Regions from separate parts of the Homo sapiens genome. Here region 2 is linked to region 1. A link is a loop called in an ENCODE intact Hi-C map of the cell type or tissue named here. Cell type or tissue: CD14-positive monocyte. All regions are shown on one strand. Each heading gives the region's core, and the rest is flanking DNA. Links, peaks and the distances in the headings are about the cores only.

Region 1 (10,582 bases), core at 1,219-9,218:
ATTCTCCCCACTTCATAGAGGAGGCAACTCAGATTCAGAGAAGAGACATTTCTAAATGTCTAAAGTCTTTCTGCAGCCAGGCGCAGTGGCTCATGCCTGTAATCCCAGCACTTTGGAAGGCCGACGCAGCGGATCACCTGAGGTCAGGAGTTTGAGACCAGCTTGGCCAACATAGTGAAATCCTGCCTCTACTAAAAACACAAAAATTAGCCGGGCATGGTGGCCCACACCTGTAGTCCCAGCTACTCAGGAGAATCCCTTGAAACCAGGAGGCAAAGGTTGTGGTGAGTCAAGATTGTGCTACTGCACTCCAGCCTGGGTGACAGGGCGAGACTCCCATCTTAAAAAAAAAGTAAATTAAAAAAAAAAAAGTCTTCTTGCCACTGAGCTTAAGAAAGGAAGAAAAAAAAGTTAAACTCATCTAAATGTCTGAAGACATGTCTAAAGTCACCCTGTACTAAGAGGCAGAGCTTGACCTTGAACCTGTCTGCCCCTGCCACAAGCCAGGCTGTCTCCAGGGGAAGGTGCTAAGGCCCTAAACGGGGCTCCAGACCAGCCGGGCACTGTGCCCCCCATTGCCCAGGCCCCACTCAGCCCTGTCTGCAACCACCCGCCTGTCCCTGTCACAGCCCAGACTCAATTCTTCTCCCGCAGCTGGTACTGGTTGTCATGGCAACGAGTTGTTTGGAAAGCTGTGGGATGATGGGCTGTGCCGCAGTCAAGGATGGAGCCTGGAGGAGCCAGCAGTCATGGGCTGCTTCCAGTCAAGCCAGGCAGGAAGCTGGCTCCACCACCGCACTCAAACCAGCCCCCTTAAAGGCTGCAGACCCAGGAATCCCAATTCTGGGCATCTGGTCCAAATAAATCATGTGAAGAAGGGAGGAGCCAGACGCACAAGGATGGTCACCCCTGCACTACTTACAGCAGGACGAAATTGCTTATGTCACTAACAGGTAACCTATTTGAGTATTTTTCTTGCACCAAGCACTGTGTTAAATGCCAAACATGTGTCATCTCATTTCATCCTCACCACCTCCCTAGGAGGTAAGCACTCTTCATACCCACATTTTGCAGATGAGAGAATTACACTTGAAAAGGTGAAGCCACTCACCTCGGTTGTTCAGATAGTGGCAAAGTCAAGATTGAATGTTAGCCTATTGGCCTCCAGGGCTCATGCTCCTCACTACACTACAGTGGTTGGAAATGAGAAGAGGAAGTCCCAGCCCTCATCCCGACAGCGCCTGTGCCTGCGACAAATACATCCATAGACAGCTATGATGCAGGGCTCAGGAAAAGATCAAATTCGGCAGAACAAGGTGAACCCACTGGGAAAGACCTTCAAATACTACGGAACTTACAAAACCAAGCAAAGTCCTGGAACAATAAGGCATAATAGGAGCCTATTTATAGGTAAAAAGGCTTGATGCATAGTGGAAAACAGCTCACTGGTTCTATTTTACTAATTGGCTGTTTGGCCTTGAGTACTCATGTCACCTCTCAGAGCCTCAGTGTTCAGATCAGTGAAATGGGTATATGTCAATAGAGTCTACCTCATAGGCTTGTTACAAAGATTGCAGATAAAGTGCTTAGCCCAATATCCAGCACATGTTAAGCAAGCCAGATGCTGTTACGACTGTGCCGATAACACAGAAAATACACAGAGAAGGCAGTGCAGTGAGCTCTCAAGACAGACCGCCTAGGCTTGTAGCCTTGCTCCCATTCACCAGCTGGGTCTGTAACCTCACCTCCGTGGACGTCGTGTGAAGATTAAATCAAAAACATCTAGCACATCATGCATATTCAATAAATGTGATGAAAATCCAACTATGTGAGAAATATACACCAAAAACAAGTAGAGTCTTCTTCTGCCTTTGGTGTATAAATGTTAGCTATGATTATTAATAAAATGATGATGATTATAAGTAAAAGAACAAAGGAAAGGGAAGTGGTGATATAGGGAACATGGCTGGTCACTGACTCCCCAGCTATGTGAGCCTGGAGAATATTATTAACCCTCCGAGCCTCAGTTTCCCCATCTGGTTATATGGGGCTAACGCCTATCTTACAGGGTAACTGTGAACACTAAAGGAAAAGCAAATTTAACACGAATTAAGCAATTTACCTTGTGCCTTGTGCTGTGCTAGGCACCTTTTTTTTGTTTGTTTGTTTGTTTTAGACAGTCTTGCTCTGTCACCAGGCTGGAGTACAGTGGTGCGATCTCAGCTCACTGCAACCTCTGCTTCCCAGGTTCAAGTGATTCTCCTGCCTCAGCCTCCAGAGTAGCTGGAACAGGCATGTGCCACCATGCCCAGCTAATTTTTGTATTTTTAGTAGAGACAGGGTTTCACCATGTTGGCCAGGATGGTCTTGATCTCTTGACCTCGTGATCCGCCTGCCTCTGCCTCCCAAAGTGCTGGGATTACAGGCGTGAGCCACTGCACCAGGCCTAGGCACATTATTTTATACCATAATCTCATTTAATCCTTGAAACAACCCCATGAAGCTGCAATTAGTATCCTTTTTTTACAATGAGGAAACCTAGAGAGGTTAAGAAAACATCCCACAGTCATTCAGCTAGGAAGTGGGCAGAGGCAAAATTCGAACCCAGGACTCACTGACTCCAAAAGATAATGACCCCTCACAAGGATTCAGCGAATGTAGTTTATTTTCTCTTTCCCAGTTTGTGGGCCTCATTTTACCCAGTTTAGTTAATAGGGATGTGAGAATGTTCATGAAGCGCCCATCTAGCTTAGCTTTATTAAATTCCACTGCCAAGTATGGTATTGAGAAACATGGCCAGGCCCTTCCTATCCCAAACTCTCAGACTCAGCTCACCAGTCTGGGGCAGCCTCCTGGGCTGGGTTCCTCTGGCCTGTCCTGGTGGGAGTTGTCTGAGCTTCTGTCTGTGCCCCGGTCTTGGGCACAGGGCACTGGACCTTTCTTCAGGTTCTTAGTGCCCTTGGATCTTCTCTGCTCCATGAATGGGCCTGAGCAGGCCCTGCTGGCTTCAGTATCCAGGGAGGAGCTGAGGCCGCCCAAGGGCTCCCGGGAGCTGGCACAGGTGTCAGCGGGGGCAGCGAGTCCTTGCTCCAGCCTTCCCCTGGAAGCTGGCTGAGCCTTGGCCTCCAGCTCCTCCTGGTCCTGTGCTGGAGCCTGGCCTTCATCGCTGCCAGTCCGCACGACACACACAGCTTCTTGCTGCTCTGCAGAGGCCTGTGCTGACGCCCCCAGGCACAGTGCTGCGCTCTGTGGAGGAGCCTGTGCAGCTGAACTGAGGGACTCCCCTCCACTGGGCACTGGGAACCCGACAGGGCCACAGGGGCTGCCTGGCTGGGGCCCATCCCCTGTAGCGGGCAAATATCCAAATTTCTCAGTCCCTGAGGCACATCCTGCCCCACTTCCACCTGGCTCTCCAGGCCCAGACCCAGTGTCTTTTGGAGAGGGAGGTCTGCAAGGGCCTCCCAAGGACTCCAGGTCAGCAACTTGGGGAGGGTCTCCCACAGACAGGAGGTTGTCCCCACGAGGGCTCTGATCAAGCCACAGGAAGTCACCAGCCCCTTCCTCACACTCTGAATGAGCCCCTTGCCTCCTCCATTTCTTTCTTACCCTCACAGGGACTGGGTCTGGTGAGGATGTCAGGGGCCTTCCAGGGGGCTCCTCTTTGCTGAGTGTGGGGCTTCTTCTGTCACACCCTGGAGAACTCATTCCACCGTCTCTGGCCTCCCTGGGCCTGAGGCAGCTCACCTCCTCCACTCCTGCAAGCCTCTCCCTGCAGGCCAGAGCTCTCTCTGGGAGGCCAGCAGACCTGCTACAAAGTTTCCTGGGGCAACTGTCATCTAAGATGTCACACAGAGAAACCTGGAGCCTCTTGGAGGTCAGAGCTCTCCCCTGAGTAGGCACCGAGGGCAGCTGCATGTGGAGCCCAGGAGCCAGCATCGAGCCCCGGCTCTGTACCACAGCTAGCAGCTCCAAGACCCCTGGCCGGACCTCAGCAGCACCTGCAGCCCGGGAGCTGCCACCTCGAAGGGCCTCCTTCCTGGGGATCTTCCTTCTGCTGCCAGCCCTGACTCCGGGCCCAGAGCTTGCTCCCGGCCCATCTGGTGACAGGCCTGGCATGGAGCTGGCTCCTTCCATGTTCTGTAAAAGCTCACAGTTGTGTTGGGGACTGAGCACAGGGTCTCCTGTGCTGGGGCCTTCTACGTCCCCCGCCTGGGACATGTCTGTCCACCTACCTGGGCCAAAAGCACAACACGGGCCCTGTGTGGAGACAGAAAGAGGAGACTTTGTCTTGGAGAGTCCGACCTGTCAGCCCGTTCAGTGGGAACTGGGAGGAGCCCCTCTTCCAGCCAGCTCTCCCAGACCCTTCCACTCCTGAGGCCTAGGGGTGAGCACTCCAGGGAGGGGAGCACCCAGCAGGAGCTGGTGTCCTGGGTGAGGGTGGAGAGGCCTGCCTCCAAACAGGGCCGAGCTACAGTGGCCTCCAGGGTCTTCTTGTCTCTGAGAGTTCACACATTCGCTTAAATGGGACCTAATAAGATACCATTTATTTATGACTTATGTGCTTATTTCATTTCATACTGGCAGCCACAGGTGAGGACACTGAGATTCTGAGATGTTAAGACACTCACCCAAGGAAGCACAGGAAGTGGAAGGGCCAGGAGTCTCTCTCCCAGTTCTCACACTGCGCAAGGAGCAGATACTGAACGGGGTTCGTGCCCATAACCCTTCTCGTCTCTCTCCCATCGGTCCCGTTCTGAAAGGCGCCCCACCCAGGTTCCCAAGCCTTACTGGGACAGTCCCCCAGCATCCAAGAAATCCGGGCCCCATCGGTCGCGTCGCTCTCACCTGGGCTTCCCTGAGTTTTCCCTCCTGGGGTTCCACCCACTAGCTGAAAAGGAGCTGAGATCACGTGATGCGGGGGAGGGAGGCCCTTGCTGAGGGATAGGGGCGGAGTCCCTGATGATGAGCAAAAGGCTGCTCCCCAGGCGTGCTGGCGTTCCTGCCCCGGCAGAGGGCGCCCTCTTCCTCCTGAGGGCTTCCTGGAGGAGGTGCCAATCCTGGCTCCCAAGCAGAGGTAGGTGGGTGCATGGGGCAGCGAGGGGCCTTGGCTGCCTGCCTGAGAGTTTAACTTGATCCTACCGCAATAGTCCCTGAGCCAGTAGGACAATGTCAGAATTACCTAGATTTTTTGCCTAATTTTATTTTATTTTATTTTTAAACTTTTATTTTAGGGTCAGAGGTCCATATGCAGGTTTTTAATATAGGTAAACTTGTGTCACGGGGGTTGTTGTACAGATTATTTCGTCACCCAGTTATCAAGCCTAGTACCCAATATTTATTTTTTCTTATCTTCTACTGCCTCCTACCCTCCACCCTCAAGCAGGCCCCAGTGTCTGTTGTTAACCTCTTTCTGTCCATGTGTTCTCACCATTTAGCTCCCACTTATAAGTGAGAACATGCAATATTTGGTTTTTCCGTTCCTGCATTAGTTTGCTAAGGATAATGGCCTCCAGCTCCATCCACGTTCCTGCAAAGGACGTGATCTCATTCTTTTTTATGGCTGCATAGTATTCCATTGTGTATATGTACCACATTTTCTTTAGCCAATCTGCCATTGATGGGCATTTAGGTTGATTCCATGTCTTTGCTATTGTGAATAGTGCTTGCCTAATTTAAAAAGAAAATCTCAAATATAATTAATGTAGATGGAAATGCAGAATCAATTCCAATAGAAGGTTAGAAATAAAAAGTTTAAAGCTATCTCTCATTTCCCAATACCCCAACTCCTGGAAACAACTGTGTTTTGTTTTTTGTTTTTTACCATGTTTGTCATCATGTTAATTTTTTAAATTTCATAACTGTAAATAATATACTCATGCCTCTATTACTTGATTTATTAATTTTAACTGTGTCTGTTGTATCTGTTGACTTCCTGCTGTGGTGATTTTATTAACCACCCTTTCCCCCTTTCTCTTCCGCTTTTCATATATATATATATATATATATTTTTTTTTTTTTTTTGAAACAGCGTCTCGCTCTGTCGCCCACGCTGGAGTGCAGTGGCACAGTCTCAGCTCACTACAACCTCTGCCTCCCAGGGTCAAGTGATTCTCCTACCTCACCCTCCCGAGTAGCTGGGACTACAGGCACGTGCCACCATGCCCTGCTAATTTTTGTATTTTTCGTGGAGACAGGGTTTCACCATGCTGGCCAAGCTGGTCTCAAACTCCTGACCTCGTGTTCCACCCACCTCAGCCTCCCAAATTGCTGGGATTACAGGCGTTAGCCACCGTGCCTGGCCCTCTTTTTTATATTTATATTTTAAATTTTACTATTGGTTTCTATTATCACTTTGAATACTATTCTTAAATGTCTGTTTCTTCTGTATATTGTATCTCTTGACTCTTCTCTGTGTGAAATGGATAATTTCCCTTGATGTCCCCTCCCTGCTTCTGCCGTTATCCATGAACTAAGCTTTTATTTTTGTATCGCTGAGGTTTATAGCATTTACATTCTATTCGGTAAAGATAATTCAGTTTACCGTTGTTTACCTGTAGATTGATTCTTAACACTGAAAGCCAAATGACATTTATAATGTTATGATTATGTAAATACTTTTACTGCAGAAACAGTGGTGTTTGGCTTTTTTTTTTTTTTTTTTTTTTTTTGAGATAGGGTCTGGCTCTGTCGCTCAGGCTGAGTTGTGGTAGTGTAATCATAGCTCACTGCAGCTTTGACCTCCCAGGCTCAAGTGATATTCCCCTCTCAGCCTCCTGAGTCGCTGGTACTACAGGCATGCACCGCCATGCCCAGCTAATTTTTTTTTTATTTTTGGTGGAGACGAGGTCTCACTATGTGGCCCAGACTGGTCTCGAACTCCTGAGCTCAAGCGATCCTCCCATCTTGGCCTGGGATTTCAGGCGTGAGCCACTGCACCCGGCCAGAACCAGAGATTTGATAAGTCTGATTGCGAGGGAGATGGAATTCCCTGGCACTAAACCTGTGCCAGGTGAGACTGTGAGAACCTTCCAGGCCAATGGAATACTAAATCACAGTTAGACTCAATAAATTAGATCTATATATCAACATGAATGTATCTCAATGATATAATGTGGAATTTTAAAAACAGCATAATATGAATAACAAGGGAAACCGAGTCTGGAGTACACAGGAACTCCCTGTACTAATCTTCAGATTTTTCTGTAGATCTAAAACTATTCTAAAAAACAAGGTTTATTACAAAAAACAAACCAAGCTATTGGGTAATCCATATTGAAAACTGTCATGATCTGGCAGTCAGAGTCATAGATGAGGTAAGAGTAGAGACTGGATGTCACCAATGACCAAAATTACTGCTCTAAGGAAATAGTTTTTGTAAATGAGAAGCCCTCCCTCTAAGGAATGTCTTGGTCATGATGGCAGAAAGTTGACCAGGTTCCCTAAGACCAGTGAACCAAGCCATTCTGGTCCATTTGGATAATGGAAGTCTCCCACATTGGGCAGAGAAAACGGGAGTGGAGATGTTGTCAGTTCCACATGGTATAGAGATAAAGAATGGCTAACACTTACGTAGTGCTGTTTTGAGCCAGGGACTGGTCTAAATGCTTTACCTATATTAATCCTGTATTTGCCTGTATTAATTTACCTATATTAATCCTTACATCAAGTCTGTGAGGTAAGAACTGTTATTATCCTTATTTGACAGATGAGGAAATAGGCCAAGACAGATTAAGTAATTTGCTCAAGATTAGCAAGGACTGGTTTTAGAAGCCAGCCAGTCTCTGGCCAGTTTCTCTGTCTCCTGGTATTCTATTTATTTATTTTATTTTTATTTTTTTGTTTTTTTGAGACAGTCTCACTCTATCACCCAGACTGGAGTGCAGTGGCATGATCTCGACTCACTGCAACCTCCACCTCCCGGGTTCAAGCGATTCTTCTGCCTCAGCCTCCGGAGTAGCTGGGATTACAGGCGCACGCCACCACACCCAGCTAATTTTTGTGTTTTAAGTAGAGATGAGGTTTCACTATGTTGGCCAGCCTGGTCTCAAAATCCTGACCTCAAGTGATCTGCCCGTATCGGCCTCTCAAGGTGCTGAGATTACAGGTGTGAGCCACTGGGCCCAGCCTTTCTCCTGGTATTCTAAAATGTCTCTGTCATAAAAAAAAAATAAAGTAAGGTTTTGCCCAGGTTTTGGCCTAATGCTATTTGCCTCATCATTAGCTGTTTGCTCCATTGACTCATGACAGCACCTCTGCGATATACCTGGTTCCCATTAAAGAATGCAATTTATTTCTTGGCTTTCCTTTTTTTTTTTTTTTTTTTTTGAGATGGAGTTTCTCTCTCATTGCCCAGGCTGGAGTGCAGTAGCAGGATCTTGGTTCACTGCAACCTTCGCCTCCTGGGTTCAAACGATTCCCCTGCCTCAACCTCCCAAGTAGCTGGGATTACAGGTATCCACCACCATGCCCGGCTGATTTTTTGTATTATTAGTAGAGATGAGGTTTCACCATGTTGGCCAGGCTGGTCTCAAACTCCTGACCTCAGGTGATCCACCTGCCTCGGCCTCCCAAAGTGCGTGAACCACCACACCTGGCCTATTTATTGGCTTTCTTTTCTCTTCCATTGATCGATTTGTCTATTCTTGATCAATATTGTTTTAGTTCTATGGTTTTGTGATAAATATTGCTATCTAGGGAGCAAGCTCCACCCCCTCAACTTGGTTTCTATTTTTTATAATCGTCTTAGCTAACTGTATACCGTAGAATCATTTTGTCAAGATCCTTGAAAAATTGTGCTGGGATTTAAATTAGAATTTCATCGAATTTACAGATTAGGGATAAAATTGAATAATACTGAGTCTTCTCATCCATAAATGTACCTTATTTCCATTCTGCCAGGCCTTCAATTCATTTTTGTGATTTTTCTTCATCAAAATATTGCACATTTTAATTAAATTATTCTATTCTTTAATATTTTTATTGCGTTTTCTTTTTTCTTTCTTTTTTTTCTTTCTTTTTTTTTTGTTGAGATAAGGTCTCGCTTTGTGTACAGGCCGAAGTGCAGTGATATGATCACCTGGGCTCAGATGATTCTCCCACCTCAGCCTCCTGAGTAGCTGGGACTACAGGTGCCTACCACCATGTCTGACTAAATTTTTGGTTTTTTGTAGAAACGGCATCTTGCTATGTTGCTCAGGCTGGTCTCAAACTCCTGGACTCAAGCAATCCTCCCACCTCGGCTTCCCAAAGTGCTGGGATTGCAGACATGAGCCACCATGCTGGAGGCGGTGACTCACGCCTGTAATCCCAACACTTCGAGAGGCCTGGGCGGCAGATCACCTGAGCCCAGGAATTCGAGCCAGTCTGGACAACATGGTGAAGCCCTGTCTCTACAAAAAATACAAAATTATCCAGGAGTGGTGGCATGTCCCATACTCCCTGTAGTCCCAGTTATTGGGAGGCTAAGGTGGGAGGATGGTTTGAGCCCAGGAGATGGAGGCTGCAGTGAGCCAAGATTGTGCCACTGCACTCCAGCCTAAGTGACAGAGTGAGACCCTGTTGCAAAGATATTAATAGTATTCTCATGATTCAAAAATCTCTATTGTATTGATTACAGTCCCCTTTTAATTCCTAATACTATTTATTTGTGCTTGCTCTCTCTCAGTCATCCTAGGGTTTTTTGGTAAATCAGATTTTTGCTTTTTTATCTCTGTTTTTTATGATGTTGTTATTATATTTTCTATTTCACCATCTTCTGGTTTTACCTTTCTTATTTACTTTCTTCTATTTCCTTTGGTTTACTCTTGTTCTTTCATTTTTTTTTTAAGAAACAGGGTCTTGCTCTGTTGCCCAGGCCGAAGTGCAGTGGTGTGATCATAGCTCACTGCAGCCTTAAATGCCTACTAATTGGCCTCAAGCTAATTTTTAAAATTAGTTTAAATTATTTTGGAGAGATAGAGTCTCACTATGTTGCCCAGGCTGGTCTCAAACTTGTGGCCTAAAGTGACCCACTCCCAACACTTTGGGAGGCCAAGGTGGGAGGATCACTTGCACCCAGGAGTTTGAGACAAGCCAGACAACACAGTGAGACCTTGTCTCTATAAAAAATACAAAAATTAGCCAGACATGGTGGTGCATGCGTGTATTCCCAGCCTAGAGACAGGGTGTCTAGGGAAACAAAGTATTAGTGCCTAACATTTCTATTTTTTGTGAAGATGAAGTCTCTCTATGTTGCCCAGGCTGGTCTTGAATTCCAGGGCTCAAGCAATCCTCCTGCCTCAGCCTCCCAAAGCACTGGGATTACAAGCATAAGCCATCACACCCGGTGGCTACCTGTTATTATTAAAAATAAATGTAGTTTCAGGCCAGACATGGTGGCTCATGCTTGTAATCCCAGCACTTTGGGAAGCCAAGATAGGAGGATCACTTGAGGCCAGGAGTTCAAGACCAGCCTGGTCAACATAGTGAGACCCCCATCTCTAACTGAAAATAAATAAATCATACATAAATAAATGTTTCAGCCAGGCATGATGATGAACGTGTATAATCCCAGCTACTCTGGTGGCTGAGGCTGGAGGATCCC
Region 2 (10,582 bases), core at 2,583-10,582, 88 kb after region 1:
TGTAGCACTGGCAGCTCAGATCCAGTTGCGATTGCTAAAGCATGTCCAGGCTGGTTATCTAATGCCTCTGCAGGAATTTAGGCCACACATTAATGCACTGAAGATAAAATCAATTTGAAAATTTATTAAATCAAATGCCAATCCTGGCATAATACTCTATGTGCAGGAGAACCAGCCAACAATAATAGGAAGCCAATTATAGACTATAAACCACTCTGCTCAAACATCCTGGTTTGTTACTGACAGGGCCCCATTACACACAGTTTGCGTAAGTTAAATCCACTGATGAGACAGAACTGCTATACACACACACGCATGGGTGCGTGTCCCCGCTGCACCTAACATAAAGATGCAACTCAATTAACAGGAATGCTTATCGAGTGCAAAACCTCACAGCAACATCCTGAACATGAGATCCCCAAGAAATACCTTCTCATTCCTCCACAGCAGTGCAACTGAGCAGTGAAGCACTGGTTTTAAAATCAGCTCCAGATTCTTTTTTCTTTTTTTTCTTTTTCTTTTTTTTTGAGATGGAGTTTCACTCTGTGGTCCAGGCTGGAGTGCAGTGTGGTAGTCTCAGCTCATTGCAACCTCCGCTCCCAGGTTCAAGTGATTCTCCTGACTCAGCCCCCAGAGTAGCTGGGATTACAGGTGCCTGCCACCATGCCCAGATAATTTTTTGTATTTTTAGTACAGACAGGGTTTCATCATTTTGGCCAGGCTGGTCTCGAACTCCTGACCTCAGGTGATCCACCTGCCTCGGCCTCCCAAAGTGCTGAGATTATAGGCGTGAGCCACCACGCCCGGCCCAGGCCCAGATTCTAATACTGCCCCTGCCACCAACTTGCTATTACTTCACCTCCTGATTTTCTCATTTATAAAATGGGATTAGCAATGATGAAGCCTATGTAGTAGCCTATGAAGATTAAATTAGATCATGCACATGAAATTCTGAGCACAGTAGTACTCAACAGATGATGGCCAGTATTATCATTTTATTTCTCTATCTTCCTGACTGCCAGACCCCAAAACAGCAAAGGAAACAGAAGTAACATGGCTAATATCACACTTCTGTTAACCTGTTTGGGGTGGTTAGCAGGGTTGCAAGTAGTGAAGAGGATTCTATTTACTTTCATGTGCAAGTGTGATCTGTGGAGAAAATAAGAGGTAGGGGCGGTTTTACAAATCTTTCCCATGGCCAGATATCCCTGTAAATTAATCCTTTGAAATTAGCATGTAGGCCAGGTGCGATGGCTCACTCCTGTAATCTCAGCACTTTGGGAGGCCGAGGCAGGCAGATCACGAGGTCAGGAGATCGAGACCACCCTGGCTAACATGGTGAAACCCCGTCTCTACTGAAAATACAAAAACTTAGCCGGGTGTGGTGGCGGGCGCCTGTAGTCTCAGCTACTCGGGAGGCTGAGGCAGGAGAATGGCGTGAACCCGGGAGGCAGAGCTTGCAGTGAGCTGAGATCGTGCCACTGCATCCAGCCTGAGCAACAGAGCGAGACTCCGTCTCAAAAAAAGAAAAAAGAAACAAAGAAAGAAATTAGCATGTAGATATGCTGGATACCTTTTCATGTAGATCTGGGATCTGGTGGCTAAAAGGAAAGAATCTTCTACCCCATCCATCCGCTGCTCCCTTAGTTAAGGCCCCAACACTTCTGTCCTGAACTGCTGCAACTATCATCCACCCACCATCCATAAATGTCTCTCAGCTTCTAGTCTCTCCAATTCATTCTCATTCCTTCAGCTGATATTTGTTGCATGCATAGTACAAATCAGGAACTGGGTTTACATAACAGGTACGGTCTCTGATTTAAGGAGCTCCTTGAATAACTTTCTGAGAATAGATCTGACCACGTAGCTGCTGTGCTTACCAACCTTCATGGCTCCCCACCGCCCAAAGCGGATTCACAACTAGAGACTGATTCAGAATGATCTGGGTGGTACCTGGACGTGGACATTTTTAATAAACCACATAGTTGAATCTGATGTCTTCTCCAGATTGAGAAATGATCAATAAAGTTTCAAATTTCTTTCTTTCTGCCACCTCTGCCTCCTGGGCTCAGGCAATCCTCCCACCTCAGCCTCCCAAGTAGTTGGGACTACAGGTATGCACCACCATGCCTGGCTAATTTTTGTATTTTCTGTAGAGATGGGGTTTCACCATGTTAGCCAGGCTGGTCTCAAACTCCTGAGCTCAAGCAATCACTATCTGAAAATAGATTACTAATTTGTGTACCTGTTTATTCTCTGTCTTCTCCAGTAGAATGTAAGCCCTACCAGGGCAGAGCGTGTTTCTTGTTTCCCACTATATCCTCAGTGCCTAGAATAGTGTATAGGATGTAGCATAAATCACCACTCTACCTATAGGAGCTTCAGTCACAGCATTTAACATGCTATTTGTATAATCCCTTCTAGTCAAGGCTCTCTTGGTTATTAAGAAACTGACTCAAGCTATTTTAAACAAGGGGCGAGGGAAGGGACAGAAACCATCGAAAGGACTTCAGGGGACGACGTGCAGCTGGGCTTTATGAAAAAGAACTCTGAATTCAGGGGCATTGCTCCCCTAATCCCAGGCCACAGTCTCTTCTCTCTGCTCCCCTGGGCTGCTTCTCCGTCCTCCTTCCTCTGTCCTATGTCTACTCGTCTCACATATGACCCAACATACACATGGCCCTACTGGCCCCTCACATCCAAGAGTCTACCTCAGTTGAAATTGAGAATCTGGGCTGGGCACGGTGGCTCACGCCTGTAATCTCAGTACTCTAGGAGGCTGAGGCAGGTGGATCACTTGAGGTCAGGAGTTCGAGACCAGCCTGGCTAACATGGTGAAACTTCATCTCTACTAAAAATACAAAAATTAGCCAGGCCTCGTGGCATACACCTGTAGTCCCAGCTACTTGGGAGGCTGAGGCAGGAGAATCGCTTGAACCCGGGAGGCAGAGGTTGCAGTGAGCAGAGATCACACCACTGCACTCCCACCTGGGCAGCAGAGCAACACTACATCTCAAAAAAAAAAAAAAACGAGAATCTGCTGGCCAATGTCAGCAGTTGAGTCAACTGTCTATCCCTGATCCAATCATCTATGGCCTCGGGGGTAGACGGGGAGGTACAAGGAAGGGGTGTCTAGTACCTCTTCTACTCTGATGACAACCAAACCTGCCTAGCACAAATCCAAACCCTCCAGAGAGACCAAATCTTGCCCCTTCTCCCAAAAATACCATGCTCTTTCATACTTCCACTGCCTTGTATTATTTCCTCAACCTGAAATGTACTGTCCCCACATCAACCTTTTTTTGTAAGTGTACAACTTAGCAGCATTTAATGCAGTCACACTGTTATGCAACCATCACCACTGTCTAATCCCAGAACACTTTTATCACCACAGAAAGAAACCCTGTCCCCGCCCTAGCCCATGTAACCGTAATGTCTTCATTTCCCTTGTATATATGTAGAATTGAAAATTGTACATATTGGAATTGCTGGGTCATATGGCAAGTGTTTAACTTTTTGAGAAACTGCCAAACTGTTTTTCAAAAGTGACTGCACCATCGCTTTATATTATTACCAGCAATGTATAAAGGTTCCAACTTCTTCATACCCTTCCCAAGACTTGTTATGGTCCATCTTTTTTATGATAGCCATTCTGATGGATGGAACATGCTATCTCATTGTGTATCAACCTTTTCTATCTCATCCTTCAAAATCCAGCTCAAACATGCCCACTGCAGCATCTCCTGATGTGCTCCAGGGCAGTTTTAGTTACCCCCTAGTATCACAGTACCATAATTCGTCTATGTCTCTATCCATACCCATTCATTCAGTATCCACTGAGCACCTGCTGCATGCCAAGCACTATTTGAGGTGCTGAAGATACGGTGAACGAAACACAAAACAAAAAACAGCTATGCCTTTGTTGAGCTTATATTTTGGTGGGGGAAACAAATAATTAAAAGGTCGAGGCCGGGTGCAGTGGCTCACACCTGTCTGCAATCCCAGCACTTTGGGAGGCCGAGGCAGGCGTATCACCTGAGGTTGGGAGTTTGAGACCGGCCTGATCAACATGGAGAAACCCTGTCTCTACTAAAAATACAAAATTAGCTGGACGTGGTGGCACATGCCTGTAATCCCAGCTACTTGGGAGGCTGAGGCATGAGAATTGCTTGAACCCAGGAGGCGGAGTTTGCAGTAAGCCAAGATGGCACCATCACACTCCAGCCTGGGCAACAAGAGTGAAACTTTAAAAAAAAAAAAAAAAAAAAAAAAAAGAAGCTTGTGAGATGGTGGTAAGTATTACAGAGGACACTAAAGCTTAGTGGGACAAATAGGGTGGCCATGGAAAGCTTCACTCAAGCTAACATTTGAGCAAGAATTAAAGTTAAGTTTCCACTATGACACATCAGTGAGAGATGAGAGGGAGGTATTGGATATGGGTCTAGAATCCAGAGAATAGAGTCCAGGGAGATAGAACAGAAGTGTAGAAGCTAATGAGGAACCAGAAACCGAAACTGAGGTGTGGCAACTAAACTAGGTGAAAACTCAGGAGTGTAGTGTTCTAGAGGCAAAAACCTGTATTCGTTTTCTATTGGTGCTATAATAAATTATCTCAAACATTGTGGCTGAAAACAACACAGATTTACCCTACAGTTCTGTAGAAATCCTACATGCAACCAAAATCAAGGTGTTAGCAGGCTAAGTTCCTTCTTGGAGGCTGTTGGGCGAATCTGTTTCCTTGCCTTCTCCAGGTTCGAGGCTGCCGTCACTCCTTGGCTCCTGGCCCCTTCCCTCCACCTTCAAATAAATCTCTGATCCTTCTATCCTAGACACATCTCCCTCTGACCTCAGCTAGGAAAGGTTCTCTGCTTTTCGGATCCATGCTATTAGATCAGGCCTACCAAGATAATCCAAGATATTCTTCCCATCTCAAAATTCCGAACTTAATCACACCCACAAAGTCCCTTTGACATGTAGGATAACATTCACAGGTTCCAGGGATTTAGAACCTGGACATTTGAGGGGGGGTTAGGGGAGAAGGGCATTATTTTCCTACATGCAAATGAAGCATTTCAAAGAGGAAGTGGTCAACTGTACCATATGCTGACATGTCAAAGAAGTTATGAAGGTGGGCACAGTGGCTCATGCTCATCATCTCAGCGCTCTGGGAAGCGGAGGCAGGGGGATCATTTGAGACCAGGAGCTCAAGACCAGCCTGGGCAACATAAAAAGACTATGTTTTGGCCAGGCACGGTAGCTCACGCCTGTAATCCCAGCACTTTGGGAGGCCGAAGTGGAGGGATCACTTGAGGTCAGGAGTTCAAGACCAGCCTGGCCAACATGGTGAAACTCCATCTCTACTAAAAATACAAAAATTAGCTGGGCGTGGTGGCACGTGCCTGTAGTCCCAGCTACTTGGGAGGCTGAGGCAGGAGAATTGCTTAAACCCAGGAGGTAGAGATTGCAGTGAGCCGAGATCGCGCCACTGCACTCCAGCCTGGGCCACAGAGCAAGACTCCATGTCCTAAATAAATAAATAAATAAAGGCTATGAAGACTATGTCTCTCCAAAAAAAAAAAAAAAAAAAAATTTTTTTTTTTGAGACAGAGTTTCGCTCGTCACCCAGGCTGGAGTGCAATGGCACGATTCTCCTGCCTCAGCCTCCCGAGTAGCTGGGACTACAGGCATGCATCACCCTGCCTGGCTAATTTTGTATTTTTAGAAGAGACGGGGTTTCGCCATGTTGGCCAGGCTGGTCTCGAACCCCTGGCCTCAGGTGATCCGCCCGCCTCGGCCTCCCGAAGTGCTGGGATTACAGATGTGAGCCACCACACCCAACCAAAAAATTTTAATTAGCTGGGCACAGTGACATGCACGTGTAGTCCTAGCTACTCAGGAGGCTGAGGTAGGATCGTTTGAGCCCGAGTTCAAGGTTACGGTGAGCTATGATCATGCCACTACACTCCAGCCTGGGTGACAAAACAAGACCCTCAAAAAAAAGTTATGAGAATTGACCATCGATCGGGGTGATCCTTTTTTTTTTTTTTTTTTTTTTTTTTTTAGACAGTCTTACTCTGTTGACCAGGTAGGAGCACAGAAGCATAATTTTGGCTCACTGCAACCTCTGCCTCCCAGGTTCAAGCGATTCTCGTGCCTCAGCCACCCAGAGTAGCTGGGATTACAGGCGTGTGCCACCACATCCAGCTAATTTTGTATTTTCAGTAGAGACGGGGTTTCACCATGTTGGGAGGCTGGTCTTGAACTCCTGGCCTCATGTGATCTGTCTGCCTTGGCCTCCCAAAGTGCAGGCATGAGCCACTGCACCCAGCCTCTGGCGATCTTTAACACGGGCTGTTCTGTGGAGTCAAAATCCTCATTGGTGCAAGCTCAAAGGAGAGAAGTAGAGAGCATAGATAGATAATTCTCAACTTGTACTAGAGAAGAGCAAAGAAGCGGGATGACAGCTGAAGGGGCAGATGCGGGGTCAAACAAGGATTTTTTTAAAATATGGAATACTAGCATGTTTATAAGCTCATGGGAATGATCTAGTAGGGGGAAAAGTTAATGAGCAGGACAGAGAAGGAAAATGGCTACACCTCTGGGCCCTTTGAACAGGTTAAGGGATGGAATTTAGCACACAAGTGGAAGAGCTTGCCTTAAATAGGGCAAGGACAGGCCGGGCAGTGGCTCATGCCTGTAATCCCAGCACTTTGGGAGGCCAAGGTAGGCAGATCATGAGGTCAGGAGTTTGAGACCAGCCTGACCAATATGGTGAAACCCCGTCTCTACTAAAAATACAAAATTTAGCTGGGCTTGGTGGCATGTGCCTGTAATCCCTGCTACTCAGGATGCTGAGGCAGGAGAATCGCTTGCTCCCGGGAGGCGGAAGTTGCAGTGAGCTGAGATTGCGCCACTGTACTCCAGCCTGGGTGACAGAGCAAGACTCAGTCTCAAAAAAAAAAAAAAAAAAATTGGGCAAGGACAGTCTGCCTATAGTAACTAAAAGACAGTAGCACAGATGCAGGTGGGTGAGTAGATGTGATGGGAGGAGCTTGTGAAAATTTTATTTCTAAGTTTTAAAAAGTCATAAGCTGAGAGGATGGCAAAGGTGTTAAAAATTTAAGAGAAAGTGTAAATGGGATAGAGAAATGTACTAGGATTGAGAGGTTTTGAGGCTCATGTGAGGTCATAGCTTTAGTTTTCAAGACAGGGTCTCACTATGTTGCCCAGGATGGAGTGCAGTGGCTGTTCACGGGCACAATCATTTCACAATGTAGCCTCAAAACTCCTGGGCTCAAGTGATTCTCTTGCCTCAGCCTCCTGAGTAACTGAGACTTAATAGGCGCGTACCACCTGGCCCGGGGAGGTCATGACCTTAGAGAGACTGAATCAGCATGTTCAGTTGTGTAAGTACTTAAGTGCACAGAAAGTGGAGTACTGAACTTAACCAAAAATGGATTTTAGCCAGGGAAGTACAATGCAACAAGAGATGGGGCAAGGCTGAAAAGCTGATTGTCACAGTGCATCACAGAACCTAAGCTAGGTAATGAAGGACATGAAGAAGTGAAAAGAGGTGAAGAGAAGTGGCAGGATCAATGAATTCTGAGACTCGTCTCGCTGTCACCCAGGATGAAGTGCAGTGGCACAGTATCAGGTCACTGCAACCTCAGCCTCCCATGTTCAAGCAATCCTCTCACTTCAGCCTCCCGAGTAGCTGGGACTGTAGTCCAGATGGTAGTGCGCCACGACACCCAGTTACTTTTTGTATTTTTTGTCAAGTTGGGGTTTGGCCATGTTGCCCAGGCTGTGGATCAATGATCTATAAATAGTACTATAACCACCCACTGTAACTGTTTTATGTCTACATATCTGACACCCCCTCCAGACTGAGGTACTCCAAAGTGAAATGAGTGTCGTATCTTTTCCTAGTATCTGAGCATGTTGTTACCTGGGTGGATGGATGCTTACCCATAGTGAAAGGGAAATTCCACACTCCCAAATCCTGATATATTAATACAGAGCTGTTACTTCCTCATTGTTCTTTAATACGAATTCAAGTACAAAGTTGCAATGCTTCACCAAAACCTATGGTATAAATAAGCTGGGTGCAGTGAGAGACTACTCAGAATGGCCATAGTATATGCGATTATTGACTCTGTGAATAGCCACTGCACTCCAGCCTGGGAAGCACTACACGACTCTGTCTCTAAAAAATAATAATCTATGGTATAAACCAAGCCTTTGACAAGATGCTGAATTCCTACAGGGTTGTATACAAGAACTGAACCAGAAAATGTACTAGATGTATCCCAGCTATGGTTAAGTTGGCTCTTCCTGAACACCTCAGTGACATAAAATCTTTGAATTTCCAAGCCTCTATTTTACCTCCTTGCAGTAAACTAGCAGGACCCAAAACAGTCCTTGAAAATAGCAGGCAAAGAAAGGGGAACAGATGTAAGTGAAATTTTGGTTTTGTTGTTGTTGTTTTGGGACAGGGTGTCTGTCACCAAGGCTGGAGTATAGTGGCATGATCACAGCTCACTACAGCCTCAACCTCTTGGGCTCAAGTGTTCCTCTCACCTCAGCCTCCCAAGTAGCTGAGACTGCAAGCACACACCACCATGCCCAGCTAATTATTAAACATTTTTTTTTTGTAGAGATGGACTCAACACATTACCCAGGCTGGTCTTGAACTCCTGGGGCTCAAGTGATCCGCCTGCCTTGGCCTTCCGAAGTGCTGGGATTATAGGCATGAGCCACTGCACCCAGCTTAAACTCCGCTTTATAAGCACAGACATAAACTCTTGAGGATGGAGGAAAAAAATGCACAAAGAGCGTGTAAAATATGTTTTATTGTTCTTTAAAAGGGTTCAGGGTTTGGTTTTAAATCAGGCTGCACACCTTTCAAATCAATCTGACATCTCTCTATGTCAAACTGGCTTCAGCTAGCAATACTTCATTAAATCGAAAAGAAAAAAATTGCTTTAAGGAAAAAAAATCCAGTTTTAAGAACAATTAACATTAGTCTTTAAAATAAAAGGAGGGCTAATGTTTCATGTTGCTTTATACATCCTTCTCCTCAATACAGAACCAGGAATGTAATTTTCCTAACTCAGGCAGGCACTGATACTGATGGACACTGCGCGTGCACACACACACACACACATACACACACACACACACACACACACACACACACCCCCTCCCCCCAAACAACAAAATTCAGAGTATGTCAAAGGAAAAAGGTTTGTTATTGTATTGATCAAAACCCAGTGGAATCAACACCATCTATCTTAGCTTAGCAGGTATGCTGTTTTGATCTTGAGTCTATATTAATGGAATCTATTGTTGCATTCTGAAATAAAGAATTTTGGATATACCATTATGTTTTAAAGTCCTAGAAACAATTTCGAAAAGCATTATTTTGTTTTGTTTTCTGGGATGGGAGAGGAGAGAATCTACAGATTTGCGTTTAGTTAAAAATCAAAACTCCAGCATAGGAAATAGGCAGTTCACATAGCCGGTCAACATGTGAGGTATCATCAGTGTGAGACAAGGTCCCGGTCTGTTCCTATTGGCCTAGCTGACGCTAACAAAATGGGAGGCTTATGGCTCTGCACAGCAAATTCCAGCAGGACAAGATGACTTTAAGCCCGTATTCAGAGCCCTAGAAGCAGGGCACTACTGAGTACGTAATATTTAGAGGTGAAAATAGTGCAAGAGCCCCTGATGGTGCCCCTCTACCTGCTTTGTCCATGCAGCCTGATCATAACTGCCTTCCACAAAGGAGCAGAAAAACAGCTTTTCTAGATCAGTACACTAAACCCAGCCAAGAATCTGCAAAAATGCTACTACACCGCTTCACAAGCAACACAGTCCCTTCACTACTCATTGGGTTGCACGATGTCTCTCTTCTACCCTGTTATGGCCTGTGGACACATACTCACTAGGCATCATTGTTGGTTTTAAACCAGGGATTTTTTTTTTTTAATCTCAAAAAACCTAGTAATAACAAGGCAATCAGTGGTTAAACTGAACTTTACATATAGGGGGCAGTTTGGAAAACACATACCACAAGCATTTCTCAAGTCGAAAATATGTGAATTTGCTGCTGCTCCTTTGACGGTTCCTGAAAATTCAGAGTACAAGTCCTAAAATAAAAATTTTAAGCTACCAGCATTCTCTGATACTAGACAGAAAATCAGAGTAACGCTACAGCCCACAATTCTACAGGGTGTAAAAAGTACGCTCACTGCCTGGACATCTTTATTGATGGCCTGGAGTCCTCCCTTTTAGAAGACAAGTTTCTGGGATAACCACTTAGCTTCATTGGTTAGGGAAGAGAAGAATTCGACTCTCAGGTAAGTTGAGAAGAGACTCCTCTTAAAATGCCATTTCTCCACTAATTTATCAAAATAAAAACAAAACAAAAGGCTCTTGGCTACTTTGCCTAGTATTAGATAGGGTTTTGAAGAAACTAACATGAACACCCTTTCATCAGTAAAGACTAAAAACCACCTGGAAAATATATATATATATATATATATTATATTATATATATATATATATATATATATATATA

What was found. Peaks named below come from ENCODE experiments on the same cell type or tissue, not always from the same donor. Only the 100,000 strongest peaks of a DNase experiment are listed, where the experiment ranks them.
Region 2: it touches region 1 in a loop (2.4-fold over the local background); 6 of 110 quality-filtered maps call a loop at or near these places.

What each region holds. Positions count from the first base shown.
Region 1 is chr1:31,811,116-31,821,697 of GRCh38, forward strand. It overlaps SPOCD1 (SPOC domain containing 1), which reads right to left and starts at 4,907. Exons shown (of 16, transcript NM_144569.7): 1 at 4,846-4,907; 2 at 2,836-4,257. The coding sequence starts at 4,218. In CD14-positive monocyte, for the core only: CTCF peaks have their summits at 5,031 (motif pointing right) and 5,233; DNase peaks (open chromatin) are centred at 4,976 and 7,316.
Region 2 is chr1:31,897,589-31,908,170 of GRCh38, forward strand. PTP4A2 (protein tyrosine phosphatase 4A2) reads right to left here. Exons shown (of 6, transcript NM_080391.4): 6 at 8,833-10,582. Among named protein-coding and RNA genes, the nearest start is that of PTP4A2, 35 kb to the right of the region's middle. In CD14-positive monocyte, for the core only: no CTCF peak of the experiment used is centred there; DNase peaks (open chromatin) are centred at 6,909 and 7,343; H3K4me3 peaks cover 523 bases; H3K27ac peaks cover 2,692 bases.